Linked DNA regions of Mus musculus: all the other regions are linked to region 2. The links are chromatin loops, found by intact Hi-C in ENCODE. Cell type or tissue: left cerebral cortex. All regions are shown on one strand. Links, peaks and the distances in the headings refer to the core of each region. The heading gives the core; the rest is flanking DNA. Region 1 has its middle 17 kb from the start of Gm36227. Region 2 holds the start of Gm35835 (a long non-coding RNA gene). Region 3 has its middle 30 kb from the start of Mir125b-1.

What was found. Hi-C counts contacts between places; a loop is a spot of excess contacts. Peaks named below come from ENCODE experiments on the same cell type or tissue, not always from the same donor. Only the 100,000 strongest peaks of a DNase experiment are listed, where the experiment ranks them.
Region 1: it touches region 2 in a loop (6-fold over the local background); 3 of 42 quality-filtered maps call a loop at or near these places.
Region 3: it touches region 2 in a loop (2.7-fold over the local background); 3 of 42 quality-filtered maps call a loop at or near these places.

Annotation. Positions count from the first base shown.
Region 1 is chr9:41,930,882-41,941,116 of GRCm38, reverse strand. No RefSeq gene overlaps it. Among named protein-coding and RNA genes, the nearest start is that of Gm36227, 17 kb to the right of the region's middle. In left cerebral cortex, for the core only: no CTCF peak of the experiment used is centred there; DNase peaks (open chromatin) are centred at 2,976, 4,334, 4,813 and 5,556; H3K4me3 peaks cover 1,191 bases; H3K27ac peaks cover 928 bases.
Region 2 is chr9:41,730,090-41,740,324 of GRCm38, reverse strand. Gm35835 (a long non-coding RNA gene) reads left to right here and starts at 2,876. Exons shown (of 5, transcript XR_379295.4): 1 at 2,876-3,204; 2 at 3,584-3,721. RefSeq lists an enhancer at 2,364-5,347. In left cerebral cortex, for the core only: no CTCF peak of the experiment used is centred there; DNase peaks (open chromatin) are centred at 2,965, 3,215, 4,206 and 4,657; H3K4me3 peaks cover 1,802 bases; H3K27ac peaks cover 2,240 bases.
Region 3 is chr9:41,606,325-41,616,559 of GRCm38, reverse strand. It overlaps a transcript of Mir100hg not described here. Among named protein-coding and RNA genes, the nearest start is that of Mir125b-1, 30 kb to the right of the region's middle. In left cerebral cortex, for the core only: no CTCF peak of the experiment used is centred there; DNase peaks (open chromatin) are centred at 3,968, 4,263 and 4,998; H3K4me3 peaks cover 898 bases; H3K27ac peaks cover 2,042 bases.

The sequences.
Region 1 (10,235 bases), core at 2,769-7,768, 200 kb before region 2:
AGAGTTTTGTAGACCATGTTGTTTCAGCGAAGGCAAGGATTGGTAGGTTTTGATAGGCTCTTGAACAATGGCATATTGGTGAAGAGGCGTCAACAAAACAGTGGGAAGTTTGCTTGAGGCACAGAGCACATGATTAAAAAACAGAAAATGAAATGAAACAGAAAAACAACCATCCTAAGGTAGTGATATCTGAAGGAGCATGCAGATACTAGGCCCAGGCACCCTTCATGTGTACTAGCTCATAGTCTTTTGTCCAGACCTTTTCTAAGCCAAGTTTAGTGACCCAAAGCCATGATAATGTGTGACAGAATTGGTGTTTTCTCTAGTGGGTGCATTAAACACCCATTGGAGGATTCAGCGAGGGCCGATGCCAGAAGGTCACGAAGACCATTTGCTCTGAAGGCAGAAGAGGAGGTGGAAGGTTTCAGAGCAGGGGAGCCATAGCTGGTGCCGGGCCAAGGGTGAACTCTGGGAGAGCGAAGCAGACGAGTTGGAACTCAGTTCTCTGCACAGCAGAAGAAGAGGCCACGGGCCATTAAGTAATCAAGTGTGCTCCAGGCAGGGTTAAGCCAAGTGAGAACTTGACTTGGAAGCAGATAGCTATGTCTGAAAGGCGTAGGTTTCAGAGAGAGGGTTAGATGGGGCCCTGCGATATGGCTAGGGTTTCTAAATCAGGCATCAGTCAGCTTCATTTAGCAAAGACAACTGAGGAATGTTTTGAGCAATGCCTCTTTGTCCTTCCCTGTCCCCAGCCTGAGTCTAGTCCTGTGCCCGACACACCTGTCCTTTCAAAGCCTGAGGACATTTTCAAAACAAACCCCACAGACTCCTTGCCTTTCTTTCAAAAGCTCTCCTTTTCTCTGTGAGTGATGAAATAATTGAAGTCAGGATGTTGTTTCTCTTTCTTTTCCTCTCTTTTCTTTTCTTTTTTTTTTTATATAAGAGCCATTACAAAGGTGTGAAATATTAGACACTTACGCATCTGTGAATAAGATTGTAGGCTAAAACGTGTGAGTTCCCGTCTTAGCTAATGAACCAGAATATGGTTTTAATTTTTGAACAGCAAAAATGGTCTGGCGCTTTTTTTTTTTTGGTCATCCTGCAGAAGACTTCATATTTTAATAATTCAGTGGAGCCTAATTACTTTAATTAATCACCTTCTTTTGAGAGATGTCAGTGGGCTTCATTATATTATTGTTGTTGTAGGTACTGTGGGGAATTTTAAGAATACACACACACACACACACACACACAAACTCTTCCTTGGTCACTCACAGACACTATCTGTCCTGTTCATACCTCCTGCTTCTCTTGACACACTTTTGCCCAATGACTGCTTAACAGAGCCATCTTTGGTCATTCCATGCCTTAAAAATTGCTGTCTATAGGGAGAAAAGTAAAATGCTATTTAGAGCCAGTCAATATTTTTGCATCTTTCAGAGTCATGATGGGACCGACAATAGCTTTTATTGTACAATCAGTATAATTTGCTTCCCTTACAACAAAGCATAATTAGCTTGTAGTTCACACAGTGGCAATGCAAATGTGGCCATTTCTGAAGACTGTTGGTGAAGGCTCCCTTCCTCGCTTAAATGCAGTGTCCCAGTTTGGTCCTGGCCCAGGCTCTCTAGGCATCACTAAGCAGACCTCTTCATCTGTGTGGGATTCTGTAAGTTTTTTTTTTTTTTTTTTTTGCATGAAGGAAGGACAATGCTTTTATACAGCAGCGTTAATGACACACACATTGGATGTTTAGAGGCTGGGCGTTGGCGCTGGCTTGGAATGAACCTGTGTGGCTTAACTGCTTGTTCGACTGGCTTCAGGGCTCTTCTCCTTACTGACTGACCCTTTAGAGACTGACTGCTTCATGTCGTTCAGTCTGACCTCGGACTTGCTGGGTAGCTGAGGATGGCCTTGAACTTCAGAATCTTTCCCTCCCACCTTCCCATTGCTAGACTTCCCGGCTGGTGCACTACATCCAGTTTGTGAGGTGGTTTGAGATGGAACCCAGGCTTCACCCCTGCTTGGCAAGCACTCTACCAAGCAAGCCATATCCTTCTCTTCATGTTTAAATTCACTAAAGAGAGTTTAGGTCTTAGGATTGTCAGCCAGTTCCTCCATTAAATATAAAATAATACCCAATTCATCTACACATTGAAACATAGAGGGACTCCCTTCTTTCCTTTAAGACTCCCCTTCCTCTCCTTGGCAGCTGCATGGCTTTGAACTTCCCCTTGCAGCCTGTGGCATCTTTTCTTTGCATGTTACACCCCTGGCCCCGGTCCTGGGGGCTCTGCTCAGTTAGGACAGGACCGCTAACTCTGCCAGGGAGTTGGGTTTTATGAGAACTGAGAACAATGGTGTGTGCAGCCTGCCCCGTGCTGCACTCTATCAGACTCCTGGAGACTGCAGGAAGACTTCCATTTGAGGCTCAGGCTGCAAACTTTTATTTTGAAATGCCGGCTGTCTGAAATCAGGTTTATTCAGCTTTGACTTTGGCTTTGAACTGAGGCTCACATGGTACCTGTCACCTGAAGGGTGACAATTAGGGTCCGCACATGGAGCTACGTGAACAGAGCCTCCGCTTTGTTAGGTTGACAGAAAAAGAAGGCCTGTTTAGAAATCTTTCTTGTCTCACCTCTTCCTGTTTTCTATCCGTGCACCACCCTCTATCCTCCTAAATCTGCAGCAACAGGGGAGGACCCAGGAACAGACAAGGAGGAAAAAAAATCAATATCAAATCAATTCCTGCTATGGATCCAGAAAGACTTGTGGTCAAAAACAGTCCTGGTCCTTTTGAGTCCCTTAAAATTTTTGTATTGCATCCAGAGATGGTAATTGATTGAAACTGCCTGTGGTTTTAGGAAGTGCTCCGGTTACAAGGAAAAATCCTTTTATGTTGCTGGACGGCAGCCACAAAATCTCTGAAGTCAGGAATCTGGCAGAGGTTGAGCCTCCTCCAGGGTGTAAATAAACCAGCCTGGTCTATAACCCAATAGAAGTCAATTTATTGTGTGTGTTTCAAATCACTCAGCTCAAAGCCCTGCCCAGTTATTAAAGAAAAAGGTGTGGGATACAGCTGCAGCTCAGACAATAGGTGATGGTAAGCAGCAGTGTTTGTTAGGCCCTGTAGAACTCCCGGAGGAAAAGACGGGGCCTTGCAGGCTCAGTACACCTCTTCCTCCCTACTTGCAAAGAACTGCTCAAAATCAAGCAACCAGGCATGATTGGCACCCAGAGTCACTTACTGTGCTAGCCAGGAGCCTGGGGCTCAAAATGCTTAAGTGGGTGACCATTTTATACCGCTGGTCAGGAAACCCAGTGACATTCTTTGCTGCAGTGTTCGGCCATGTGGAAGGCATTGGAACTGGGGGTTTGGCTGGGCCAGATCTTGTTACCCACTGAGATGCCCATGGCAATGTGTGATGGGAGCCTGTTCCAATGCCTTGGGCAGATAACATGTTGAGTCCCAGTTCACACCAAGAGCCGGTTCACTTACACAGCAGAAGGTTATTTGGGGTTCACTTAGTCAAGACTAGAGGAAAAATCCCAGCGCCTGTGCACCAGCATTCCTGCCTCCAGCTTTAGCATCATTGCAGACCCCAGACGGTGTGTGGCAGCGGGTTAAGGGTGTTAAACATAGGAGGCCTTGCTTGCATCTTGCTCCAGACTGGCAATGACAATGAATTATTAGAAAAACCCAGGGTAGTCGACACAAAGCTGCCTCTTAAATGCTTATTTTTTCAGCCTTGGTCCATTGGGCACCACTGACCATCCACACCCTAAGATACTCTAAAATACCCCACCTTCACAGTATTCCACTTCATTTTAACATAGCAAAGCATTAATAGTCTGGCCGAAGTGTTCTCTCTCTCTCTCTCTCTCTCTCTCTCTCTCTCTCTCTCTCTCTCTCTCTCTCTCTCTCTCTCCTCTCTCTCTCTCTCTCTCTCTCTCTCTCTCTCTCTCCCTCCCTCCCTCCCTCCCTCCCTCTCTCTCTCTCTCTCTCTCTCCCTCCCTCCCTCCCTCCCTCCCTCCCTCCCTCTCTCTCTCTCTCTCTCTCTCTCTCTCTCTCTCTCTCTCTCCCTCCCTCCCTCCCTCCCTCCCTCCCTCCCTCCCTCCCTCCCTCCCTCCCTCCCTCCCTCCCTCCCTCTCTCTCTCTCTCTCTCTCTCTCTCTCTCTCTCTCTCTCTCTCTCTCTCTCTGTTTTTTTTTCCTGGTGGCCTCCCTCCCAACTCCATCCCCTTCCATCTCATTGGCTCCAGACAAGTACTGGGGAACCAATGAGATTCCTCTTCTTCATTCATGTCCTAGCAACAAGCCCAGTTCCAATCTTTCTCTGCCAAACTAACACCTGAAAAATTACATCATGAATAATGGCAAAAAGCAGCAAGGGCCAGAGAAGGGCTTTTTTTTTTCCCCCTTCAACTGTCTGCTGCAGAGTTCATTTAAGGTGTTTTCGTCTAGATTCTTAAAGCAACAATGTCCTAGGTTTTTGCTGATCTTTTTCAGCATACATACATACATATATATATATATATATATATATATATATATATATATATATATGCTGTTATCGAATGAAGTAACAGCTTTTGAAGCTAAATAAAAGGAAAACATTTTAATGGGGTTCACTGTATAGCCGTCCACACACACCCCTCCCAAGTCTGCGTTTAGAGGAGCGGAGGGGAATTAGACTGCTCTCCTATATTCTTAAGGAAAGGACGAAATTGGCCCAAGCCTCACAAGGCAGCACATCCACCCACTGTTCAACACAAAAAAAACGTAGTCCCCTTCCTGGCGGTGCCCCCTGCTCTTGTTAAATATCCCCTAGGCCCCTTTCATTACTCTTTGGGGATAAAGAAGCCATTCTTTATGAGGATCATGGAGCCAGGGAATGAGGTACCTGGAGAGTCTTCCCCGGAAGTGAAGTTGTATAGGGTATGCAGAGTGGGGGTGCTTTAGTGCGTTTAGTTCCGTACACGTGGGGGCAGCGAATGCAAACTCGTAGCTGGGGAACCACCACAGGGACAATGACATCCAGATGACCTGGGCGGGGGCGGGGGGTGGGGGAGAGGAAACTGAGAAAGAGAGGTGAGGTGATGTGGTGTGGGCTTGCAGGAGGATGATGGGGGAGGGGGATGGAGGCCCTGGAGGGGGTCGGGGCTGTGAATGGAAAGGTCCACCCTTCTAGGCATTTTTCAAGTCCCAGACGCCGCTTCCGGCTTCCCCCACCCCACCCAGTCTAGAGCAGACGCGCGCGAGGAGACTCAGACACAAAGGACCACAGCCCTGCGCAGGAATCGAAGGGGGAGGGGAGGGACACCTGCCCGCGTGCACGTGCAGGGGCGCAGCCAGGGAAGACCCTGTGCTCAGTCTCTTGCTCTCCCCTGCAGGATCTATGCGTGGCAGGATCTGGCAAGGGCCCCAGGAGTCGGCTACAGGGGGTGCTTGGCTGAAGGAGCAGAAAATAGGTCCACTGGGTGCCTGGCTCCCTGATAGTGTTTGCTGATCTCCTCAGCCATAGCCTTGGCAGCAGGTGGTGCCTCCAGACAGCCTGCCTGGGTGCTTGTGAAAGCGAGTAACTGCATAAATTCTGCGTAGGAAAGAGAACCATGCCAGCGAAGGGACTAGGTGGAGGAGGGAAAAGGGTTTGTGGGAGCTTGCTCTTCGGAAGGAGGTAGAGTCGGTAAGCTCATAGTCACTCCCCCACACAGGTTACACTAATGTTCTTGCTCAACTGCTGCCATGGCGGGTGCGGGAGGAATCACCGAGTGGCCTGAGGGGCTCTAGGCAATCCGTGTCTTTTTATCTACCTACCAGGGTTTCAGCCTGTTTTCCTGGGATCCAAGAAAGAGACCCAGGCTCGAAAGCATCCCAGCGCACAGTGCAGAGAATTTGGATGATGCTCTGATATTTGGGAGAAACAGGTGGTCGTTCAGCTCAGTGAAAAAGTCACCAGGGGAAGGAGCCCCACAGCGGGGTCTTCTGTTGCATCTTTCTTGGGCAGGGAGGTCTAAAGCTGTGGGATCCTGTCTCCTCCCCAATGTCATTGTTAGTGACAGAGGGAGGTGTTGCAGGTATGCAGGGGTGGGGTGGGGTATGGCTTCCACAGAACTCAGTCATGCCAGTGCCAGCATGATACCCTCCTTGGTACTGGGCAGCAACCCTGGGTTGGGGTGATATTCCTACCTCGAAGGTTTATGTCCCCACACCACCCGGGGCCTCTGTAGTATAACTTGTTTCTGAATCCCCCCTCCCCCCTCCCCCCCAGCCTGGTTCCTTGTCCTTATTGTCCTTCCTGGGACAGGATTCTTCTGGCTAGGCTTTAAGAGTTGGTTTTCTGAGCAGGAGTGATGGCTCAGTGGGTATGTGTCTGACCTCAGTGCCCCCACTGCAAGATGAGGATCTGAGATAGAAGAATTCCCGGGAAAGCTCATGAGCCCTGTCACACAGAGCATCGAGCAAATGACCCTGTCCCAAACAAACTAACAACGCAAGGTTTTCCTTTAACTCCACAAGTGTGCCTGCATTCTAACACATGAACACACACACCAAAATGACATTATGCACACACATACACACACACACACACACACACACACACACACACACACACACACACACACACGGAGAGACAGAGAGAGGCAGAATCAGACAGAGACAGAGAAATTGAGATTTTAAAAGTTGGTTTCCCCCTGGGCTCTGTTCTGGGCCCCGCTTCCTCCTCATGTTTTTGCTTTTGACTTCTCATCCTCTTGTAGGTTTTGATGAGCCCCACTATTATTGCCTACAGCCCCCCAGTAAGGTGGAGTCATAGATCCCTCATCTTCTCCGTCCTTCTGTTTCACTTCTTGGCGGTATTACTACTCTTTAAATAAAGAATGCTTTTGTCAGAAGAGTTGTCCAGGCCAGAAGTTTGACTGCCATTTTGGACACATGGTGGATGCCCTATCCTTCACCCCCGATCAGTCATGAAGAACTTTGGCTGTTGCCACGTATGTTTCAGAGGTCCCCCTCTCCCTTCCCCACTGCCAGCAGCCGAGGACAAGATGCCAGTTTTCTCAAGCAGCCTCAGATCAGTACGTGCAGCTCCTGCTTAGGGCTCCTCGGTGGCCTGGACCTGGCTTCCTGCCTTTCATACTCTGTCTCATTTTTCTTAGGGCTTCAGCACACTAAATTTCCTTCATTTCCTTGAAAAAAATGTTTCCCTCTTCTACAGCGGCTTTGTAATGTGATACACACCCTTCCGCTGGGTACATCCATCCCAAAGTTCCCTTCTTTCTCATTTGGACTCAGCCAAGCTCCCTTTCAGAGGATCTCGGGGCTGCTCAGACCCTTTCCCCATAAGAGCGCAGACTGTACTGCTCAATAACAAACACCGGCTCCCTTAAAGCACTGCGCCCTAAGAACAGGACGTGGTGCTTTCTTTGTCATGGTCACAAATGCCTAGGGCATGGTAGATACTGAAACATTTGTCAGCATCAGAATGTCTTCCAACCGTGTGCCACCAAATGTTTTGATGACCAAGATTTATTGCTACAGAAAAATGTGGAATAAGGCAAAGTCAGTGTTTAAATCCAATTTACACCGTCTCCTTTGATTATCTAAAGTCAGTGTTACTGAGATATGAGTCACATATCCGTGATGTGCACGAAATGAACTCACGCAAGTCTGGGAGGACGGCTCATTTGGTAAAGCGTTTGCCACAGTAGCGTGAGCTCCTGAGTTTGATTCCTTAAAGCCAACAAGGACAAGAGCTGGGGACAGCGGTGCATGTCCGAAATCACAGCTCTTAGGGTGGGAATCAGGGGTGGGGAGACAGGAGAATCCTGGAGCTCGCTGCTCTTTCAGTCTCACTAAATGGGTGAGTTCCAGGGCTAGGGAGAGAGCACATCTCAAGAAAATAAGGCAGAAGCTAGGTATGGTGGTGCACACCTCCAATCCCAGCACTCAGGAGTCAGAGGCCAATGGATCTCTGTGAGTTCGAGGCCAGCCTGCTCTACATAGTGAGTTCCAGGATAGCCAGGGCTTCATAGAGAAAGCCTGTCTCAGGAAAAGAAATAGGCAAAACACTTGAAGAAGACATGGGAGTTTGATCTGTGACTTCTACATGTACATACACACACACACACACACACACACACACACATACACACTTGCACACACATGCACACACACAGTTCATTTAGATGTATATTTTGATGAACTTTGATTAGTGTGTGTACTCTTACAAAGCACTACCAAAATAAAGAAAGACATGACCATTCCTGTCATCTGCTGTGTCCCTTTGCAAGTCCCCAGCACCCCTTGGTCTGTCCTCTGTCCCTTCATGAGTACAATCATTGCTATGGTGCTGGCTGCTGTAGAATTTCACATAAACAGAATCATGAGGTCAGTACCATTTGTTTGGGGAATATTTCTATTTGGCATAAGGTTTTTGAGATTTTTCAGCATCGAGAAGTACTCATTTGTCCAGAATGCCCATGCCATGCTGTCATCTAACTATAGAGAGGCATTTGGTTTATCTCCAGTTTGGGGCTGTTAAGTCAACATCAAACATTTCTGTATGAGACTCTGTGTAAGGGTGGAGTAAGATTGGAAGTGTGGCATCATTAGGTCTTCGTGTACATCAGTGTGTCTCTAACACATTTTCCCGAAGTCCCATTTTATTCTCCTATGGAATCAAATAAGCATTCCCGTGATTCTGCCTACTCGCCAAGACTCAGCCCGTATGTAGTGATGATTCATTGTGCATTTAACTTTCATTTCCACATTTACTAATGAGGTGATCTTTTCCTGTGCACACTGGTCATACCTCCATCTGCTGGGTGTCTATGTTGGCTGCTACTTTGTTCCTCTTCCTGTTTCTCTTCCTGCTCCTCTTCATCCTTCATTGCCAAGATGTAAAAGCTTTTCACTTTGGATACAAATCTCAATAAAACAACACTTTGCCCTCCTCCATCCTGATTTATAGCTTTCCTTTTTTTATTTCCTTAACAGTATCTTTCAAGGAGCAGAACAGACGATTTTAATTTGTATGGAATTTTTATCCTTTGGATACGTTTTCTTCTTCCACTTCCTTCCAGGGGCTTTATAGCTATAAACTTTGGGTTGAAAATAACGACCCATCTTGAGTTGCCTTCTATGTTCAACGTGGAGTGAAAGTGGAGACTTATAGTTCTTTTTACTAGGGAACCAGTCATTTTTTTTTTGTTTTTGTTTTTGTTTTTTAGCATCATTGTTTAAAATTATTTTTCCCGCTTTTATCCTTGGCAGTTCAACTGTGTGTTAACTTTCTAAAATGCTGAAAACTCAACTGACTACATGTGGATGAATCCCAACACCACTCCCACCCCCAAACTGGATCACTGTCTGCTCGCCAACACCACACCCTGATGTTTAGTAAGCTTTCTAGTGATCCTAAGATCAGACAGCATAGTCCTCTAACTTGTGCTTTATCCAGAACGATGTTACTGCATCGCCAATCCTTTGTATTTCCACGTAAATAGTTAAATTTGATGGTCAAGGGTCTGGAGAGATGGCTCTGCGTTTAATACCACTTGCTGTTTTTCTCAGAGAACTCAGGTTCAGTTCCCAACACCCACATCAGGCTGCTAACACCCTGCTGTAATTCCAGTTCCAGGTGATCTGACATCTTCTTCTGGCCTCTTCATACACCATGCAAGCACCTGGTACACATACATACATACATACATACATACATACATACATACATACATACATACTACTACTCACACATAGAATAAAAGTACAACATTAATTAATTTATCAAACCCATCAATAATTAATATTTTCAATTAAATTATTTTGATAATAGAGATTCATTTGAGAGAGACTTTTATATTAACATTCCAGTTTCATCCATGAGCAAGGCACATGTTGGCATTTGAGCTTTCTCTAGTTTCTCTCAACAATGCTTTTGCACAGTAGTTGTTAGTATACAGGTCTCAAAAGTATTTCTATACTTATCCTCAATTACTTGAAAATGCAGATGCAATTGCGGTCACGTTGTGTTTAACGTTCTCACATCTTCATTTTTTCTGCATGTGCACATCACCCTAGCATGCCATGCTAAGCCAAATTCATTTCTCTTATGTACAGTACACTAAGGCTGTCATCTGTTTTTCTCCTGTGTCTGGTGAGTGCCACCAGTCCTTTCAGTGTTAAACTAATTGTCCCCTTCTTGCTGTAAACTATGTTTGAGCATGCTCTGTT
Region 2 (10,235 bases), core at 2,719-7,718:
AGTTGTAGCTTCTCTGCTTCCACCCATTCCCCCCTCTCAGTTCTAGGGTTCTTCCCCCTACTTTATGCCCATGAATACCTTCCCTGCATGTTAAGGACCAAGGCTATTTCTTTCCTTATTTTCAGGATATCTCCCTATAGTGGAACTCATTTGTTCTTTCTCCAGTCCAGTGATCCAATGGTAGGCTACTTCTTCTCAGAAGTGACCTAGTTAGTAGATGTTAAAAGTGTCTGTGGCCAGCTTATTTCTTCTGCCTTGACCATTCTCAGTTTGACAAAGCTTGTCCTGCAGTCAAAGTACAAGGATGGACAAACCTTACAAAAGTTAGCCTTGTGACTAAACTTCTTGCATTCCAAGCCTTTTGGCTTAAGCATGGCTATAGAACTCGAATTTGCCTTCTTGGAACATCTACAAGGCATTCTGATAGTAACAGAGAGCCATGCTGTGTTCTTGGTACCATGGTGCCAGAATGTGAAATTGCAAGTTCAAATTTGGTTGGGTTCAAATCCTGGCACTATCAGTAGCACTTGAATGTACTACCCTGGGGGGTAGTTAACACCTTTGTGCCCTGTTTCTCTATCTTTACAATGGAGAAGATAGAATGTAGTTTATTAGATCAGTATAAGGATCAGAACATATTAATGCATGCACTTTCATATTTGGAACACTGTAGGGCACTTGATACATGCTCAAGAAAGTCCAGTTATTAGCTAATATTCTCCAAATAAAATCATTTCCATCTACCGTGGTTTTGTACTCTCAATGGCACTTTCTAACTAGCTTTATACTCTGAATGTCTTAAGCCCCAGTTTTACAAAATGCCACCTCTGGGAGTGGATATTTCAAATGCTCAAAGTGTTTTGGAAGAGTGAGTCATTTGGAAGTAGTCCTTGGAACTCTAGTTTCAGTATTTCTGCCACCATCAATATTCATAATTTACGGAGGAGCATAATCATAGACCCCTAGCTCACAGTCTTGCCACAGTAATTTATTGAGTTTCATGGGGTGGGATTGAATGAATCACATATGGAATTTCTAGTATCATACATAGCAGTCTTCAGAAATGTTTTATGAAAACACAACAACAACAAAACAAAACCTTCAACATCATTGAACCTGAAATCAGATAGAGCTGGATCATTCCTGAGCCTCCAAATTGGTGCCTAACAAGGGGGTTTATGTGGCATCTGTATGCTGAGCACTGAGAAATGAGTGTAATTTATGACAAATACATGAGCTCACTCACATAAACACACTGGCATCTAAATCTAGATGCAATCTGTGCGGTTGCTCTATGGCATCATACTTGTAATCTTTTGTAGGGTGAGGAACCTGAGAACTGCTTCTAAGACCAGGGTAGTCTTTTGAGTTTGTCTCTTGAGCCTTCTGTACATCTATTCTGGGAGTGGTCTCATTGTGCCTGAGGACTGAGTCTGTTCTCTGTGCCCACCTGGTGAAAGACTATGTCACTCATTACAGTACTTCTTTCTCTAGAGAAGACCCTGTGAGTTGAGCTTTTGAGGAGAATGGAATGGTCTTATGATTCCATTCATCCATTGCTCTACCTGCTTTCCAAAAGTCCACTGGATCATGCCTTTGTATGTTAAGCATATTTTGAACCGTACCTGCCAACCATTGTGACTCAGTCTCACAGTCTGGCTACCCTTTACAGAGTCTGCTCTGCTACCAGACAGTTTCCTATTCTTGAGTTTTCTACCCTCAAAGCCTGTCTCCCCCAGCCTCAAGTCTAGCCTTTGCCAATCTTTTAGGTTCATGTTGCTTGCTAAGGCTCAGCATGTGACAGACCATGTAGGCCTATTGATCGTCTGTGTTTCCCTATACTGAAGTTCTATTCTGTGTACCAGGAGTGACCAAAGACATCCTGAAGGTCCCACGTTCAAAAAGAATAGAATTATATTCCAGAAGACATCGCCATATGAGGACAACTTATGCTTAGAGAGGGCATAGAAGAATTAAACCTTGACTCCTGTCCTTTGATTTGGTGGGGAGTGGAATTCTCCTGCAAATGGGAAGTAGAGGAATCGAGGCATACTGTGCTATCTCTTGGCTTATGAATGAGTGACCTGGGATAGAAGTGGTCTGGACAGATATATCCTGTTGGTATAGAAGTCCTATGGAAATCAACCAAAAGGGAATGGGCCAGCGAAGGCCAGTACCAGGAGGTATTTGGTGACCAAATTCTCTGTTTTTGAGTGATGGAATCTATGTCTCTTGTTTAGAGTTGTTGAATTTTAGTGATGGTCAATATGGGAGAGAGACGGAATTGCTTTCTAGTTTTTAGAAAAAGGCAGACAGACATGAACGAGCAACTTTGACACAATGGTGGCAAGTACGTGTTTCCAATTACTCACCCTCACCCCCACCTTTGGCCTAGTAAGAGGCCCTTTCACTGAGTCAGAACAAAGGTCAGTCCCCTGACCCATCACTCCAAGGCCTTTTGGTTGACTAGGGCGGGAGGTGGGCGGTGAGGGTGGTGTGTGTGTGTGCCAATTAGGTCCCGTTGTGATAAAGGTGGGAGGGAAGTTTTCTCCCAATTCACTGACCCTTGAAGGAACTTCATCACTTTTGTTTTGAGGCTGTGTGGGGGTTGGATGGAGGCAGGGCACTCTTCCTTCATCTGTCTATAGTCAGCCCTGGAACAGGGACTGTCCTTGTCGTCCTCATATCCTAAGGATAGGTGGTACTTTAATGCCTCCTCTACATAGTTCAATCTGTAATCTCACTAAGTTGACGTTGGGATAGGAAGAAAACAATGGAAACATGTAGACTAGCTACTGGTACAATGTCTGTTTAGTTTTAGAAATCACATCTACATCCGTAAAGCATGGCAGATGTCAGCTCCACTGCCCACCACCCCTTGCCGGCTCCTCCCCTTCTTCTTAATGTGGAACACAATGAACTAATTCCATAAGAAGCAATTCAGAGAAAAGTGAAAATGTAATTTACCGGGGTTCAGCTAGGACGCCCATCTTGTTCTAAATCCAACAAGTTGATCACATGTGAGGGGCCCCAGCGTACCCTAAAATATATCCATTAATTCCCAGAGATTAAAATCCATGTGCTTAAAAACAACCACAACAAAAATACCAGCTGCCTTTTGAAAGCAAGGGCGTTGGGAAATGAATGGAATCTCATGCTCCTGCTCTGTGTTCAAGAGCTTCGATGGCTACTGTGTTACATCAGGTATGTAATGAATGACAATGGGCGAGGAATCTAAATAGAAGAGGGGTGCTTGAGTAACTGTAGTTTTTATGTTCAGGGGAGCCCGAGAGAGAAAAGCCGCATTGTACCTCGGATTAATGGAGCTGCAGGATTGCATTAATGACAGCTTTGCTTTTTAGCAAAAAGGAAGATAGTTAGGGCAGTCAAAGAGAACATGGCTAGAATGTGCTCTGCTAATTGGAAATGTATATTATCTTGAGGCGATGTGTGTGCCGGGGAGGGGGCTCGGGAGGATGTGAGGGGGAGGCACAGTAAGAGGGCTGCCAGAGAGACTGGACCCAGGATGCCCCGGATTGGGTCCTACCAGCAGGGCAGTTAAAGGGTCTTTTCTTGTTGATAGGAATGGCCAGTGCCTGGACCCCACCCTCCCCCACTCCCTTTTAATTCAATGGCTACGTGGGGGCTTCTTTGATGGAGGCTTTGAAGTCGGTGGCTTTGAGATTACTCTTCCTCTGTGACCTTGACCACCAGCCATGAGGTTAGTAGGGAAGGGGAGGGGAGGAGGAAGGCTCTGGAGCTGGAAAAAGAGAAGGAAGGAGAGGGGAGGGACAGCATTTCTGCAGCATTCCAGGACTTTTCTGATCGCTCGGCAAAGCTGAAATATGATTGCAGCCTTTGCGCCGGGAAGGAAAGAAACCATTTAAATGAAAAATTAGCTGCCTTAGCGGGTCAAGCACATAGTTACATTAATGTCGTGTAGAACAATAAATCACCTTCGATCTCCAATTGAAAAAATGCTAATTTAGCTCAGCGATTCACTGATTGTACTTTGCTTCGATAGAAATCTTTTATTTAATGCGAAGCCGTGATTTGACAGCCTCCTCTAATGGTGCTCGCAGCCTCTCAGCATCTCAGTGGAATTCTGATCATGGTTTTAATATTCCGTGCAGCTCTGCCCCCTCTGATTTCACGCTCACACATTAACGAGAGCTGACACTGGAGATTAGACGCAGACAGCTGGAATGCCAGGGCTTTGTTGCGGCATGGACTGCAGCCAACGTCGTTCAACCACAGCCAAGAGGGACCTGGGAAAGTCTTCTTAAGAAGGAGGGAAAGGCAGGGTGCGGGGCTGGAGGGAGGGTGGGAGCGGGGGATGGGAGCCCAAAGAAAGGCAAGGTACTTTCTGAAGGACACAGGATAATGGAGATTTTTCGAGGAGCCCTTTCCTCGTGGAAATTCACATTTGAATCGGTTCTGGTGTGTGTTAGAGGAAGTAGGTCATTACAGGGAAATCCCAGACTGGTTCAGTATTTTTCTTTAAACTCCTCTGAAATTACAATGGAAGGCTGCGAACGATGAATGGAAACGGGCTCCCAGTCTCAGCCAGCCGCTAGTCTGAGAAACAATGGTGATTAGAACAGGACTGCTTACATAAGGAAATGTGTGTTCTCTCTTCGCCTTGAAAAAAAAAATCACTTAGTTCCAGGTGGATAAGTGGGGAACTAGAACTAGATCTATGAGCCCGGGCTGCCTGCACAGACTAGTGACTACTACCTCGACGAGAAAGGAACTCTAGTCGCCTTGATCCGAAGACAGTGTTTCTTGAGACCAGAAATCAAATAAAGATCCACAGTTTCATCTACACTAGCAACCAGGGCTCAGCCAGTGCCTTACTGCAGAGAGGGAAGAGGAGGGCACCGCCCTAGTCTGCGATCCAACTTTCTCCTGGAGAATGACTGAGAATCAAAGTAGCCCTGACTGCACATTAACACCTCGTCAAAAAAAAAAAAAAAAAAAAAAAAAAAAAAAAGGCTTCTGCTCCCGGGGGAAAGCAATTGAGTAGAAATAACAAATGTCTTCCTTGCTAACTGTATCATCATTAATAATAATTGTACTTTGCATTTTTATGGGATCCTAGGATTCTTGAGGTCTTTATAAATATGCATGGGAGAGAGGGTGATGGGGAGGCTGAAGGATGAATAGAGACGGATGTGCCCATTCAGGATGTTAGGGTGGAGTGACTGAGGCCTGCCACCGCTGCAGGGGATTACCTGGGACTAAAGAACAGCCAGCAAGCAAGTCCCAAAGCCTCACACTGCACCTGGGCTGGTGCCTACCAGATAGATAATTCCTCTACTGACACCTATGACTCGCACCCGTGAACCTGGCTTTTGGGTGGGGGAAGGTGGAGGAACTGATCTGCCTTGAGTAACTTTGTCCTATATTTCTGACTGGTACTGTCCTTTGTCCTGGTTGGGTCACTGTCACCAATATAGCTTACAAGCTGTGTTATTGAGCATGGAACTAGACAATATTCTTATTGAAAGGAAATATGAGTTGGGACCTACTATATATATATATGTGTATATATATATATGTGTGTATATATATATATATATATGTATATATATACACACACATATACATCATATGTACATATTTGCATGCCCATATATATATACACACACACACATATATATGTGTGTGTGTGTGTGTGTGTGTGTGTGTGTATGTATAGATTTGATTCCTACAAGCAGCTCATAACTGCCTATAATTACAGCCCTACCCAGAAGATCCAATAGTCCCTGTCCTCAGAGGACACCCCCATGAATGTTCACATACCCACATGTATACACACACACACACACACACACACACACACACACACACACACACCTACACATAATTAAAAAAATGATAGATCTTTTTAAAAACTAGGAGATCATATCACAGTGGTTTAGGGCCTGTAGCTTATACCACAGCACCTAAAGCCAAGTAATTAAGAACAAATCAGATAGACGTGTTCATGAATCTCACTTCTCTTAATATCACTGTGGAGTTAGCAAGGTTCTTAGCTTTTCTAAATTTGTTGTTGTTGTTTGTGAAATACAGATTTTAATAAAATAACCCGTGGCAGAGTACCTGACTGGTAGGAGCCACTCATTAAAGGTCAATTATTACTGCTCATGTTATTTACATGAGGCTCTTAGAAGCACTCAATAGGGACACACACAGGTGAACATTGCCTAACAGACTCCTTAGTGTTCATAGTACCTGCTCATTACTGTTAAGTAGCCTGTGAGAATGAAGCGTTCTAAAGCACGCTATTGTTCTCACTACTATCTTCCTAATAGATTTACACTATACTCAAGATCCTGAAAAAAAAAAACCTCAAAGCATCTTTGAAACTATTCTTTAGAATGATGACTGGGAAGCTGGGGAGATAGCTCCGTTGGTAAGGCCTACCTTGTAAGCAAGAATTCACAAGTTCAATGCCCAGAACCCATATGAGAAAGCCAGGTATGATGGCACACAATTGTAATTCCCACGCTGGGAAGACAGAGATAGGTGAATCCCTGAGAATTGTTAGCTAGCCAGCATCACCTGATAAGGGAACCTCAGGCCAGTAAGAGATCCTATCTCAACAAACAAGGTTTGTAGTGCTTATAAAATGACACTTGAGGTACACACACACACACACACACACACACACACACACCAGTACTCTTGGTACTGTGTCTTAAACATCTTTAATTACATCACATTTCCATCCTTGGAGGATGGATTTCTCAGTGGGAGCTACTAAAAGCTGTCCAGAAGCTATCTATGTCTTATGAATCTGGTGGGCAATCAAATTGGGAGAACGATTTTTCAGAAATACAAATTAGATTTGCTTTTTGTAAACTGAACCTGACCTCAGTTCCAAGAAAGCCTTATTGAGCAAATGTAGCCATTTTAGAATATGCCTATGATTTCCTAAAAAGAGAGTGCATAGAAAGAGCTATCATTCCTGGTACATCTGTAAGGGGGAGACTGGAGCGCATTATTTCATGATCACAGCTTATAAACAGACTTCCAGGAAGGAGCTTATAGTTCCATGCAGCAGAAAAAGACACCTTGAATGCTCTTTATGTTTTATCTTTATGTTTTACTGTGCTAAACACCATGACCCAAAGCAACTTAGGAAAGGAAAGAGTTAATTTTAGCTTATACTTCACAGTCCACAATGGAAGAAAGTCAAGCAGAAAACAGAAAACAAAGATAAAAGCTGTTTATAGGCTTGCTTTTTGTTCCCTGCTCAGTGAACTTTATTAACTAGCATAGACCCACCCACCTAGAGAATGATGCCGCCCATACTGGGCTGGCTCCCTCATAGCAATCATCAATCAAAACAATCTCTCACAGACATTGCCCCCAGGTCAATCTTATTGAGATAGTTCTTCAACTGAAGTTTCCCTTCTCTAGGTGAGTCCAGGCCTTCCAGAGTTGATGAAAACCAACCAGAACAACAAGTTCTTTGCATTTTACTGAAACCTCAAGTTCCGCTGCTCTTGGTTTTGCCCTCTGAGCTTGTGTGCAGCTTTAGTGTAGAGTTCAGTTTGCTCGTTTTTTCAGGATTCATTGTTCATCTTCTGGGTTTCTGATGCTCGCTAAGCCCTCATCAGAAAGGCATACCTATCATAATAGTGAAGAGAAGAAAATGCTATTCTTGAGGGCACATGGGCATGGCCAGATCCTGGAGATGCAATGCAGCATGCTGAAGTGTGTGAACTTGTTCTTCGAACTGAGAGGCAAATGTTGGCCTTTACAGCTAAAGAGAATCATATTTACTTCAGTGTTCCTTTTGGTTCCATCACACCCTCATTCTAAGTTTCTGTGTCTTAAGAATGAATCAAACCTTGTACTCCTTTTATTAACGATAAGCACAACCAAATTGCAAATTATTGTTGGTCCTTATCTGGAGTAAGTCTTTGTCAAGGAGAGAGAAAACCTGTCCTGAATCCCACCCCAGAAAGATCCATAAACTGTAAACTATTGCAGTTTTAAAGAGTTGGGTTTGGCTTGAAGAGTTTTAATTCATAACCCGTATGTAACCCGTATCCCAGGGCTGGGAACTGTGGCAGGCTTCTGAGAGCCCTGGTGGCATCTCCATAGCCATGCTTCTCACAATTCATAAGAAATAGCTTTGACCACAGTTTTTATATAAAAGGAGAATAATTACAGAGCAGAAGAGAGGGACTACTAGAATGCTCACAAGTCTAAAGATGTGGAAGAATGCTTCTGGTGTTCAGGAAGAATTGATCATATTGAGAGCACCATCATGCCCATAGGAGATGTGGAGAGACAGAAAGCCTGAGTGGTTTGAGCAGAGGCAGGAATACTATTGTACCAGACACTACAGTTGAAATGGATTTGTTTGTTCAGCATTAGTATACAGGAAAAAAATTCAGACGTCATTGTGAGTGAGATCAAGTAGAAGCCTATGACTAAGATGGTAGAGCCTATAAACATCCTAAGTATCAATTACCTAATGGCTTCGTGGTTTCTAGACATTCCAAATGATCATGGCATCACATGCCTTAGAAGAGTGAGTCTTTACGTAGGCTTTGCACCATATACACATTTCAGGTACAGTGCAGTCATGACAGTGGCTTGTTGGTTTGCTACCACCTATAGTTATTGGGAAAGAGTTTGGGAGGTTATTTCTGTAGAGTCACCTTTATCAATTCCTCTCCTCATGGCTTTCTAGAGTGAAAGAGAAAGGAAGACCTATGGGGAAATAGGAAATCTCAGAATGCTCCCCCCACTTCCATAGAGTACCATATATGTTAATTTATGATAATGTCATGTATATTGCCTACAGAAAAGAGGCTAGAACTGCTGTGTTGGAAAATGACATTTGATGTAAACACAAGCATATCATGTATAGAATTCAAATGGTGCTTAGTTATCTTAAGATGAGAAGACAACATAATAAGATAGCTTGCTAGTAACTGAGTTTAAGGCTTATGGGTTCTGCTCTGTAATATAAAAGAATAAACTACGTGCAAAGCTACCTCTTTTTTTTTTTTTTGGTCCCACTATTGTTTGTTTCTAGCTACCTTCATCAAGCCCACAGGTTGTCTCATTATTTGGGCTTGTCCCTCAGTTGTTGCTGGAATTATTAGGGGATATAAGGAAAGTGCTGGAGGGGAGGGGAATACCATTCAGTGAACATCTACTGTGCTGGTAGCATGAGGTGTGTGTGTGTGTGTGTGTGTGTGTGTGTGTGTGTGTGTGTGTGTGTACACAGTTACAAATGTCTATAGCACATACTTTAGTCCTTAAAATAATCCTGTGTTTTGTTACTAATTAACAAATGAGGGTTTTGATATAAAAGGAGACTAATTACTCAAATGCCTACTAACTAATAGAGAGATTAAATAATTTGAACCCAGGCTCTCAAGTCTTTTTTTCTTGAGTCTAAACACATGGGGTATGTACTGGCATGGTAGGGTGAATCTGGTCAGTCGGATGTATCCTGTATCAGTCGTAACTGAGGACGGGAATTGGGTAGTAGAAATTTTGAAATCCTGAGACCACCTTGAAGAATTAAAGGTGAGTATAAATCTTTTCAGCCACATCTATGAAATGCATGGATCAAATCATGTGAAATTGCCAACATTTGACATATTTCTATTTATAAAAATGAGAATTCAAATGATTTAAGCTAATGGAAGATGTATGATTGGTCCTGAGGTGCACTCAATATGAGGATTGGAATTAAGATCTGGTGATTAAAATCAAAACAGAGAGGGGTCATTTCCCTCGGCTCCAAAAGCTACACAGTCCACAGTTCTAAGATAACTGAATTGGTAGCCCCGAGCAAAATTTGTTTTATGTGGTACTGGAGATTGAATCCATACCTTCCTGCATACCATGTAGGCATGTTACATCCCCAGGCTTTTAGAACACTTCTCTCTAGAGGAGAAAGAGGAGCTATTTCTAATTCTCTTGAAGTCCCATTGGCACTAGGATGTGAGATACAGGCTTAAACCTTTTTCCTGGTTCTTTCAAGTCATGGAGAAGTCCATAACCCATTGTTATGGACTGAGTTTCACACACACACACACACACACACACACACACACACACACACACACACACACACACACACAGATAAAGACAGAGAGAGAGACAGGAGACAGAGAGAGATGATGGTTATACCTAGTACTAGGCTCTGGATTTATTTATATAATATCATATGTAGAATATGATGATTGCAGATGTAT
Region 3 (10,235 bases), core at 2,091-7,090, 120 kb after region 2:
CATTCTCATGAAGTGATAGAAACAGTAAGATGGAAAACTGAGATGCTAGCAGAGAGTATCTCTTGTCAAGTGAAGAAAGCTGGTGAAGATGAAGTAGATAGAGAAGAAGGATGCTATAGGTAAAACGCATCCCTGAATTCTGGTTGTTCATGAGTTCCAGTCCAGGGCATCACACCCTTCTGACAGTTCAGTCACTCTGTTATCCCTTGAGCCTGTTTTTTCACCCTCATGGTCAAATAACTCTAGCTTGCTTTCCTACAGCTATTGTAACCAATTGCCCAAATGTGTGTCCAAAACTAAGATTAATTCCTTGTCACACAGTTCTGGAAGCCCTAAGTCTGAAATCAAAGTGGTTCCTGCTTTAAGGGCTCACAGTGAGCCAGTTCCATGTGTGTCTTCCAACCTCTTGTGGCTAGTAGAAGTTCCTGCTTCTGGGTCCATACGACCTCCCCACTGTGTGCCTTGTCTCTCCATAGTCTCTTAGAAGGAGTTGTGTTATTGGACTTGAGACCCCTTGTTATCAATGAAGCTCTTCTTTTGAGAGCTCCTCTGTGCTATAAAGTCCATAAAGATCTTCCCGAACAATGTCTCATCATGGGTTCAGGATAGATCTTTAGGTAAGTCACTGTGGACTTACAGGTTTCATAAGATCTATGTCAGTAGGTTCTTTTGTTCCCCAATGTATTATAATCTCATACTTAGACATATAATTGTGATACTATAGGCACTTTCAGTAGGTTCTTTTTAATGATCTTTTGTCTACTGTCACCCTGACCTATCTCTTATTCTTTGGTTTCTGTCTGGCCATTTTAGCTTTTAATGCTATACTGGAACAACCATTCAGAGACATTTTAGCTTCGCCTCTTCTGTGTGTGTCAAAAAGACAAGCATGGTGATGATCAAGTGATCTTAATATGCCTGGTAGAAAAATCCTGTTTTGCTTAAGTTCTGCACAGACAGCTGAAAACTCATTAATTTAACTGCTTCTGGAACTGTTTATAAATTCTGAAAGAATGCCTTACTGGAGTGCTCCATATCGCTACACTCCTTAGGTGTTTTATTTGTAGGTTTTAAAGAAGTAAATAACAAAGAGGAGGCAGTAGGTCTTTCAAGTGATATAACGTGCCTGGTTTTCCAGGGAAACACTCCCTATTACGTGTGGTCAATTTCCATGGAACCAGCCATTTGGTGTAGTGAGAATTTTACCCATCCTGGAATCTCAAGTTAAAAAAAAAATCCATTGTAATATCAGTATATAGCTGTTTTATGTTTACTCCAGCTGTCTCTAGCCCTTTGCTATTTCAGCATTAAACTATTCCATGGCATTAAAAGATACATTCCCATCACAACAACAATAAAAATACAATGACTACATTTTACAAGAAAGATATTTTATTAAGAAATTCATAGGTATGATTCCGTTTTTAAAAAACAAATTAGAAGTGGAAGCCATGTTTTCCACTCCGGATAATCCTATGGATCCCTGCCTTCTTCCTCATTCAGGGTCAAGGTGTGGCATCGTTTTGCAGAAGACATCTGCCAGCTTTAAGCTGTGTGGGGTTTGTATTCTGTGTCTATCATAGGCACCTCCTTATTGCATCTGGGCTTCAAAAATAGAAGCTTAACTCAGAGGGAACTAGCCATGCAGTCTCCTAGCAGTAAGAACTGCAGTCTTCTGAGATACACAGAGGCTCCATCCTCAGCAACCGCCTTGTGGAGTTGTAGCCAGTCTCCTCAAATACCAACACAACGCCTGAACAAAGTAAACCCCACTCCAGGAGTGCCGAGCTCCCGCCATGGAAAATCTCTTAGTGTGCTACTGGAAAGAGAGAGAAGGAGATGTCATAGAGCCCCAGCCATGTCATCAACACTTGCCTTCAGACCTGTTTGAGGAGAGTGACTTACCACCTTGTTGATTCCTTATAGAACTTCGAAGGGTCACCAACAGCTTACTCTTGGCTGTTGAAATACCTTTTAATATCAAGTCCTGCGTATTATTGTTTCAAAGAAACCAAAACCTACACTTCTCCTTGTGGATAACAGCTCTGGTTTCTACAATTTTCCATCCCTAAACCGACTTGATCCTTTTTAATGGTGCTCATGCCCTCAATCAGGGCTGTGTAAACAATCCATATTACAAATTTCATGAAGACACATGTGAACATTTACCAGGCTTTGGGGAGACATTCCCCAGTTTAAAATATCTAGGTGGATTTTCTTTCTTGGAGCTTATCCGGTCCTAGTAACAGGCAGAGAAAATATTTCCCGTGCCTGTGAGTATTTGGGCCTTTCTTTGTGTGCCTCGATCTTTTCCTTCCATAAAGGAAAAGTGGCGTGCAGTACACTGGGGGCTGAGGGGGGTTTGCAGAAGAAAAATGATGTGAGCAGCAAAAGCCCTGTGGCTGGAGGATCAGATTCCAAGCAGAATTCATTCCTACACTTCCAGTCGTGTGAAAGCGGCAGCCGGTGTTCCTTTTCACTGTATCTGCTCACTTAATTGTTTCTGTCTGTTCATTTCATTCTTTGTGAAAACATTAGCCTAAGGGACATTGGAAGAATCAAAAGGTAGGTTTGAAGTTGAACAGGAAATGAACAGTGGTATTACTGCGGCATTAAAAGAAAAGCTGAGAGCCAGAAAGAAATAGGTACAATTTTAAATGCAACATGTCTGTTCTCTTGTTGTTGTTGGTGGTGGTAGTTTTTATTCTGTAAAAGTCAAGATTAAAAACAAAACAAAACCAAAAAAAACACTTCACAGGCCCTGTGTTTTTACACTGCTAGGCATCTAACAGATGATCTAAGGTATGTGCTAATGAATTTAGCTTATACACGATGAAAAATCAAGAGATTTTGAACTATTATGCAGGAATTTATAAAACCCTGGATGGATTTCCTGACTGCTATAATTATTTAATTCTTTCAGAATTATCCCTCTCCACCCCACAAACCTCCTCTTGCCAAAATTATCAAGATAATTAAGGAAGGAGTGGGAAGGTCAGAATCTCAACCATTTTGAATACCAAGCTGACCAAATAATTCTGGCTCTCTCTGCTTCATTTGTAATGGAATAGTACTTGCTTCTGCTTGGTGTCATGTATGTGCGAGCTGCATTTGATCTCTGGCAGGAGACAGTCTTCAGACGGAATGGGATTTGTCCTCACTCCGGTTGGCCACGCATACCGCAGCCAGTGCGGTTGAATCTTGCCTAGCACTGGTTATGCTAACTGCCACAGCGTTACCAACTGAAGATGGCGTATAGACATTGTCCATCTTCTTCCTGATCAGACACAAAAGAGGAGAGATTCAGACACCACCCTTTGAGGTCACAACTTAGGAGACTGCCCCTTTTACAACATTCTTCACCTTAACAAGGAAACCAAACAATTCCAGGAGGGCAAAGCAAGCCATCAGCAAACTTGTTTAAAATGGCCCAGCCGGATACAGACGTTTTAAGAGGTGAATAATGAGGTGGAAAATATCAGACTTGAAAAAATAAACAAAAGCCTAGGTGTTTAAACATACAAAAGTCATGAAACCATTTATTTTTGGAAGTACTTTGGATTCATTCAGGTGGCCGTAATGAGGACTAGCCCAATAATAAGTAAGAGCCCTTTCCTGCCTTTGAAGAACAATGGATTCGTCGTAGACTCCCATTTGTAAAAGAAACAATCCTGATTTTATATGTGATTATCTCATGAAAAGACTGCCACAGTTTGGAATTCTTTTGTTGGCACCGTATTTCACAGACATTGCACACCTGGAGAAATAATTTAATCAGTAGTTAGATTCAATTATTCATTGGTCATACACAGCACTCATCAGTTTTAGGAGCAGCAAGACACAGGAACTGTTGCTTATAAAAGGGGAAAAGCTGGCTCGGTTAGCTACCTTCATAGAGATCGTTCTCCGTGGAGAATGTAATCCTTCGGCGGTTTCTATTCCTGGAATGGACTCAGTATTTGTGGTGGCAGGGAGTGGGGGTGTAACACCAGTTATGGGTCTGAAATGGGAAAAGCAAAGCAAAGCAAATGGACAAATTGCACGTTAAATACATTGAAGGGAGGGGTTGTATTTTTACAGGTATCAATTATCAGCGTTACAAGTAATAAATAATGCTAAATAAAACATGTAACTAAACGGGCATTAAAGGGCCTTTACGTATATAGAAGACAAGAAAAGCTTTTTTCCCCCCTTCCTATGCTGCAGACTGCAGGCATTTCCCTCTGCCTCTGTCAAGTGCAATTCTTTCTTGATGAATGACAAGGCAGGATAATAGGCTGTGGTCACCATGGCAACCAGACAGCAGCCCTGTGTGCCTAGCATTTTTTTTTCATCTGAAAATGAAACCAGAAGCAAAGAAAAGCTGAAAATGTAACCAACAGATTAACTGATACAAAAAAAGAAGAAGAAGAAGAAAAGAAAGAAAGGAAGAAAAATAGGGACAAAAAGCGAAGTTAGATTACAAGCAATTAAATTACAGTGGCCCAGTCCTCCCCAGCCTCTCCCGGTCTCTCCCACACAACAACCGGATATTTCAAAACACTATTTGATGAACGTGAAAAAAAAATGTTTTGTTATGCTCTTTTTAAATCTCTTTTCTCCAAAAGGTTTTCTTTCTTTTTTAAAATCTAGAGATCACTGGGGTCCTCGACTCTGTTTTTGTTTTAAGTCAGTTAATTTCATTAAACATGGCAGTTCATTGAGCTTTATGTGTTGAGTTTGCTCTGGAATTTCTAAGTTCCTTTCCATGGTCCTTTCCTGGGACTCTCCAGAGACCATAGGCTGCATGTGCAACAGTTTTATCTGCGAGGGGCGGGGGGCGGGGGGGGGGAGGCTGGGAGACCTAGAGCTGAGCAGGAAGACAATTCCCTATTTGCCCCTGTGGTTGTATAGGCTCCAGACACTGGATGCTGGCTAACGAGCATTCCTCTTCCCTGGAGCTAAGAGAACACTACAGATCTGCTCCATCTCAGGGGAAGGTAGCCAGCCACTTCAGAGTGTTATGTATTCTGACTGTTTATTCCATCTCAAAAATCTTCATTGCAGTTTGTCTCAGAGATGTTTCCAGTCTCTACTAAACACACACACAAAAAAAGCAAGAAGGCAGACCTAAAGGAGTGTGCCCTGAGAGTGGTTGTACTTACATTGGATATTCGGTATAGGCTAAGAAATTTCAGCAGGTAGAGAGCAAACACCCCAGCAGGAGCTAAGTCTTGTAACTTCAGAAGATGAAGCACAAATTAAACACATCTTGGGACCAAGATATTTGGTATGAGTCCTATCTCAGCCCTTCCTTTGGTGATATGATAGTGCATATCAGGGCTTAGCATCAAAGAGCCAGTTACTAACTTCTCTGACCTACTGCATTTTTTTTTAAATCTCTAAACAGGGCAAAGCGCACCTACTCTACAGGAATTCGAGGGCTTCTGAGCTCATGAGATTCTTCCTTCTTGTGATCAGAACATGGACATAGCTGTGTCATGTATGTTTGTGCTGTGTGTATGAAAGAGAGAGTGCACACACCTGTTTCGGAAGGATGTGGATTAAATAGGTTATCCCACATGGGGTACTTTGAAGATATGAAGTCACTTATGAAAAGGCAAGTTGATCACCCAGAGATGGCACAAAACTGTCTGAGTCCTAAGACCTGACTCCCCCACCTGTCCTAGGCCACAGAAAATGACTGATCAGCTCTGGACCCCTCATTTGGGACCTTTCCCTTGATGGAAATGAAGGCTGAAATAAAGAACGAGGCCCTCAGAGCAGTTGACAGATGTTAGCTAAAGCACCAGGCATCCGGATACTGACAAGTGTCCAAAATGTGCCGGTGCCGTCCTCCAAAAATTTCCCCCTCACATGCCCAGTGGTTGCACTGGCCACCCACAGCAAGGCCTAATAAATCCTTCCTTTGTCCTCATTTCCCCAACACACACAAATACAAAGTAAACAGTTGGATCAAAGCTTTTAATGTGCTTTGTACTGTTTTATTTGAAAAGATCAGGTCTGATATTTGAGAGGAAGGGTCCATCTGGCTGGGCTGAGCTCAAGAAGCCTCAGACAAATTGTAAACAAGACCAGGGCACAAAGTCTTTGCGGCCCACAGCCTGCTGCTGCCACTTCAGAGCTGACTCTTCTGTGAGCTGGGTTTCCCTGAGCTCATGCAAAGGGGGCTCAGGAGGGCGGAAATGAGCCCTCTCCATTTCTAGCTCACATATTGCATGATACTACTATGGCTGGCTGTTTTTTTCTGAACTTCTATATGCCTAAAATGATGTCTGTCAAAAGGTTCAGAGTTTGTAGTAGGAACAATTCTATGATTTACACCCCATTAAAAACTATAATTGTTCAAAGAAACCCTTTAATAATGAGAGTTAAAAAAAAATCTGAGGAATAAGGAGGAAGGGATAGGAATAATTGCTTTATTAAGTGTGATGTATTCCTAAGGAAGTTTTTCATTATTTACCACTTTTGGAACACCTGGGAGCACACTTACCTCATCTTTTTCCTGGACAAAAAATAAATAAAAAAATTATCACATTCAGTGTTCTCACTAGCCATGTGTCTCTCTGCAGCGAGCACCCTGCAGATGGGTCGTGGTCAGCTTATTGCATTGGCACATCCTCAGGTCTTAACAGAATGCTTGGCTCATAGTGGACACTTAAAAATGTCTGCCCATAAAACACATGAGCTATGGAATGATACTGTAGAGTCTGCCTTCAGACTGTAGTATTCCTACCAACTCCTGATAGCAGGCAACTTCACTTTCTGAGCTTGAGTTCCCTTCCATGAAACTACCCCACCGTGTGTGTGTGTGTGTGTGTGTGTGTGTGTGTGTGTGTGTGTGTGTGTTATCACACGTGTGTATATGCGCACGTACCTGTTACTATGCATGTCCATATGTATACAGATGACAACTTTAGGTGATGTTCCTCGGGCACTATCCTTCTAGTTTTGCTTTTGAGACAGGTTTCCCTATGACTTGGAGTGCGCCAATTAAGCAAAGCTACTTCACCAGGGTACCTTAGGATCCATCCCGTATCTGTCTCCCATCGTTAGAATTAAGCGAGTGTGCCACTGTGCCCAACTCTTTCACTTGGGTTCTGGGATCAAATGCAAAGTCTCCTACAAAAACTCAGTCTCCCTGGACCCAGGAAGAAAAGTCTTAGCTAGATTGTTGTGGGTCCTAAACAAGACACATGTGAAATGTGGGTGGGTCTACAATGGCTACTTGTTTTATTTTTTTTTAACTCAATGTCTTTCAGTGACATTTTGGATGAATTGCTTCCATGCCAAAAGATTTTTTTTCTGAGTCCCTGGAGGCACATGTGGAGCTGGGAGAGAAATGATAAGTCCACAGAAGTCTCACTCCCCCAGTGTTGTAATGTGAACCTATTGTGATGAGCAGAGACACAGAAAAGCAAATGTTGTCTTTGTCTAGAATGGGGAAGGTGGGACATGGTGGGAAACAGAACAGAAAATGAACATAGAAGCATGGCATTGCAAGGGCTAAGGGACCAAACATAGATGTGTGATGTTCAGACATAGTCAAGGGATGACGTTCTATGTTTGAGCATCTGGTGAATAGACCATAGATGGCAAATTGATGTACACAGTACTAGCTGGTATCAAAGATAGAACTGACATTTGGGCATTTATTGAGCAGCTATTGCATATGAGACAATGAATATATATATGTGTGTATATATATATATATTCATAAGTATATATGTGTGTATACATATATATTTATTATCTAATATATATGAGTATATATCCATATATAAAAATATTGATATATGTAATATATCATATATACTCATTATATAGAATTTATATATATACACATATATACATGTATATTTATATATGTGTGTACATATTGATATACACTTATATACATATATGTAAATTCATATATGTGTATGTTTATATATGAATGTTCATATATATATATACATATACAAATTCATACACACACATACACACATCTTGGCTTAGACTGTTGTCTCAGGCCCTAGTGGAACTGTTGGCATTTCTACCCAGCTGCTTTTGCTTACTGGCTCCATGACAAAGCATACTTCTTAAAACTTCTTGTGGCTGCTTCCTCATCTGTATCCAAGAGGTCACTAATGTCTGTGGTCATGGACTTACTCTGTGCATACAACATTTGGAAGGCTGGAGAGGTGACTTGGTGGCTAAAAGCCCTCTATGTCAAAGCAAGAGTTGCTGAGCCCAAGCCCCCAGCATTCATGACCAGCTGGCCATGACTGCACAAGCCTGCAACTGTAGCTTTTGGAGGGGAGGAGGTAAGACAGGTGGATCTTGGGAGCTTGCTGGCCAGGTGAAATGGCAATCTGGCTTAGTGATCCACTTTGTGGCAAAAAAGAAAATGGGAAACACTAGAAGTCTCCCTCCATCATCCTTCAGCTTCTGTCTTCAAATCATGGGTGTTTATACCTGCACACAAGCATACATATGCAACATAACACACACACACACACACACACACACAATCTCATGGCATATATGAACAGCAAGGATTCATTAGGTTGTTACTGCTGCAGTGAAATTTTTCACTTACTCATTCTTTTTAAAAGTGAAAGAGTCGATGAACCAAATGTCAGTTCCATCTTGGACAGAAAAGAGTGAGGTTTGGAAATCCATTCCGTCACTTACAAGTTTTATTGTTCTCTTCTGAAAATAGAAGTCAGGAGTCCCAGCTCTAAAAGATGGATGAGGAGCCAACCATTTATTTCAAGAGGTCAGGACTAAACCAACAGTGATCATGCAAATGCCAAGTCTTTAACTGAAGGCAAAGTGCTTGTCATATAAACACCAGGACTTGGTCTATAGCCATACTATCCCAAACACTGGATGTCCCCCACAACCAGGGATCAATGAAAACATGTGTGCTGGAGGTCACATGATCAACACGGCCTTCCCACCTCCACCTGTCCAGTCCTCTCTAATTTGCAAGCCAGCTACAGGAGACTACTCCTCCACCCGGACATGAACCATTTCCAGATACCAATTCCAGCTCTCTTAGATAGCAGGCTGTTTCTGCTTTGAATTATAATCATATAGTCTCCACTTTTTATCCTCCACATGGTGACAAGTTCCTCCTTTGAGACCATAGTTCCATTTTGCTCCTGTTTCCTGTTTCTAGTACCATCATCACCATCATAGTGTGTGTGTGTGTGTGTGTGTGTGTGTGTGTGTGTGTGTGTTTGACACCTATGTGGAATAAAACATGCATAAAGGAAGGAAGGAATGGAAAAGCTAATTTATCTGTCTTTCCTATAGTCAGGCTTGGTTTTATAATGAGACCAAGCTGACCATAAAGGTTAGCATTGGTAATAGTGACTGTGAGTTAGCACTTATCAATACTATGAGCCAAGAATGAACCAAGACCTAGCAGGGTGAGGCAGTGGTGAATGAAAGACTCATATCTGCACAATCACCATCACTCCCACCACCACCACCACTGAGCCCAAATAGCCCGTTCATGGAACACGCATTTGTCAAGTCCCAGCCCAAATATATAACTGCAAACCATGAATGATAGAGGAAAAGACATTACCTCAAGTTGTGGGAAGACAAACAAAGGGAGAAGATCTAATTGGGGGCAGGTCATGGAAGACTTCCTTGGGGAACTGATGTTTCAATTCAGATCTGAAATGATGATAGCAGTGACTTACGGAGAGTGCCGAGGCTTGATGGCAGAGGACTGAACAGAGTGGCCATTAGCGGCATCGCACCCTGCAATCCGTTTCTAAGACTGTGTGCAGATGAACAGTGGACTGCCATCCATGCTAATAATTCTGAATGTGTGTCAAAGAAAGGGGAGGCAAGCCATTAGAGGAATGGTTGAGAGAAGAAAGTGATAAAGGAGGAGAGAGATAAGACATGCCGGTGGGGGTGAGGAACAGCGCAATGAATTAATAATAAGCCTGAGTATGTAGAGAGAGAGAGAAAAAAAAAGTAAAAATGAGGTGACGTTGAGGATGTCATTAGTTTCCCTTGTGGACATGACAAATAAACCCTTTAAACCTTTATCTGTGACTATTTTGCTTTTGCAGTTTAACTTTCTGCATTAGAACTTGAGAAAAGAAAATCCTTGTGTGCTTCCATGTGACAAGGCACATCTGTATCCACACCCTGAGCCAATGTGAGATCATTGGCCCTAGGGGGCAAGGAAGGATTGGAGTCCAATGAGTAACAAAGGTTAGATGGGA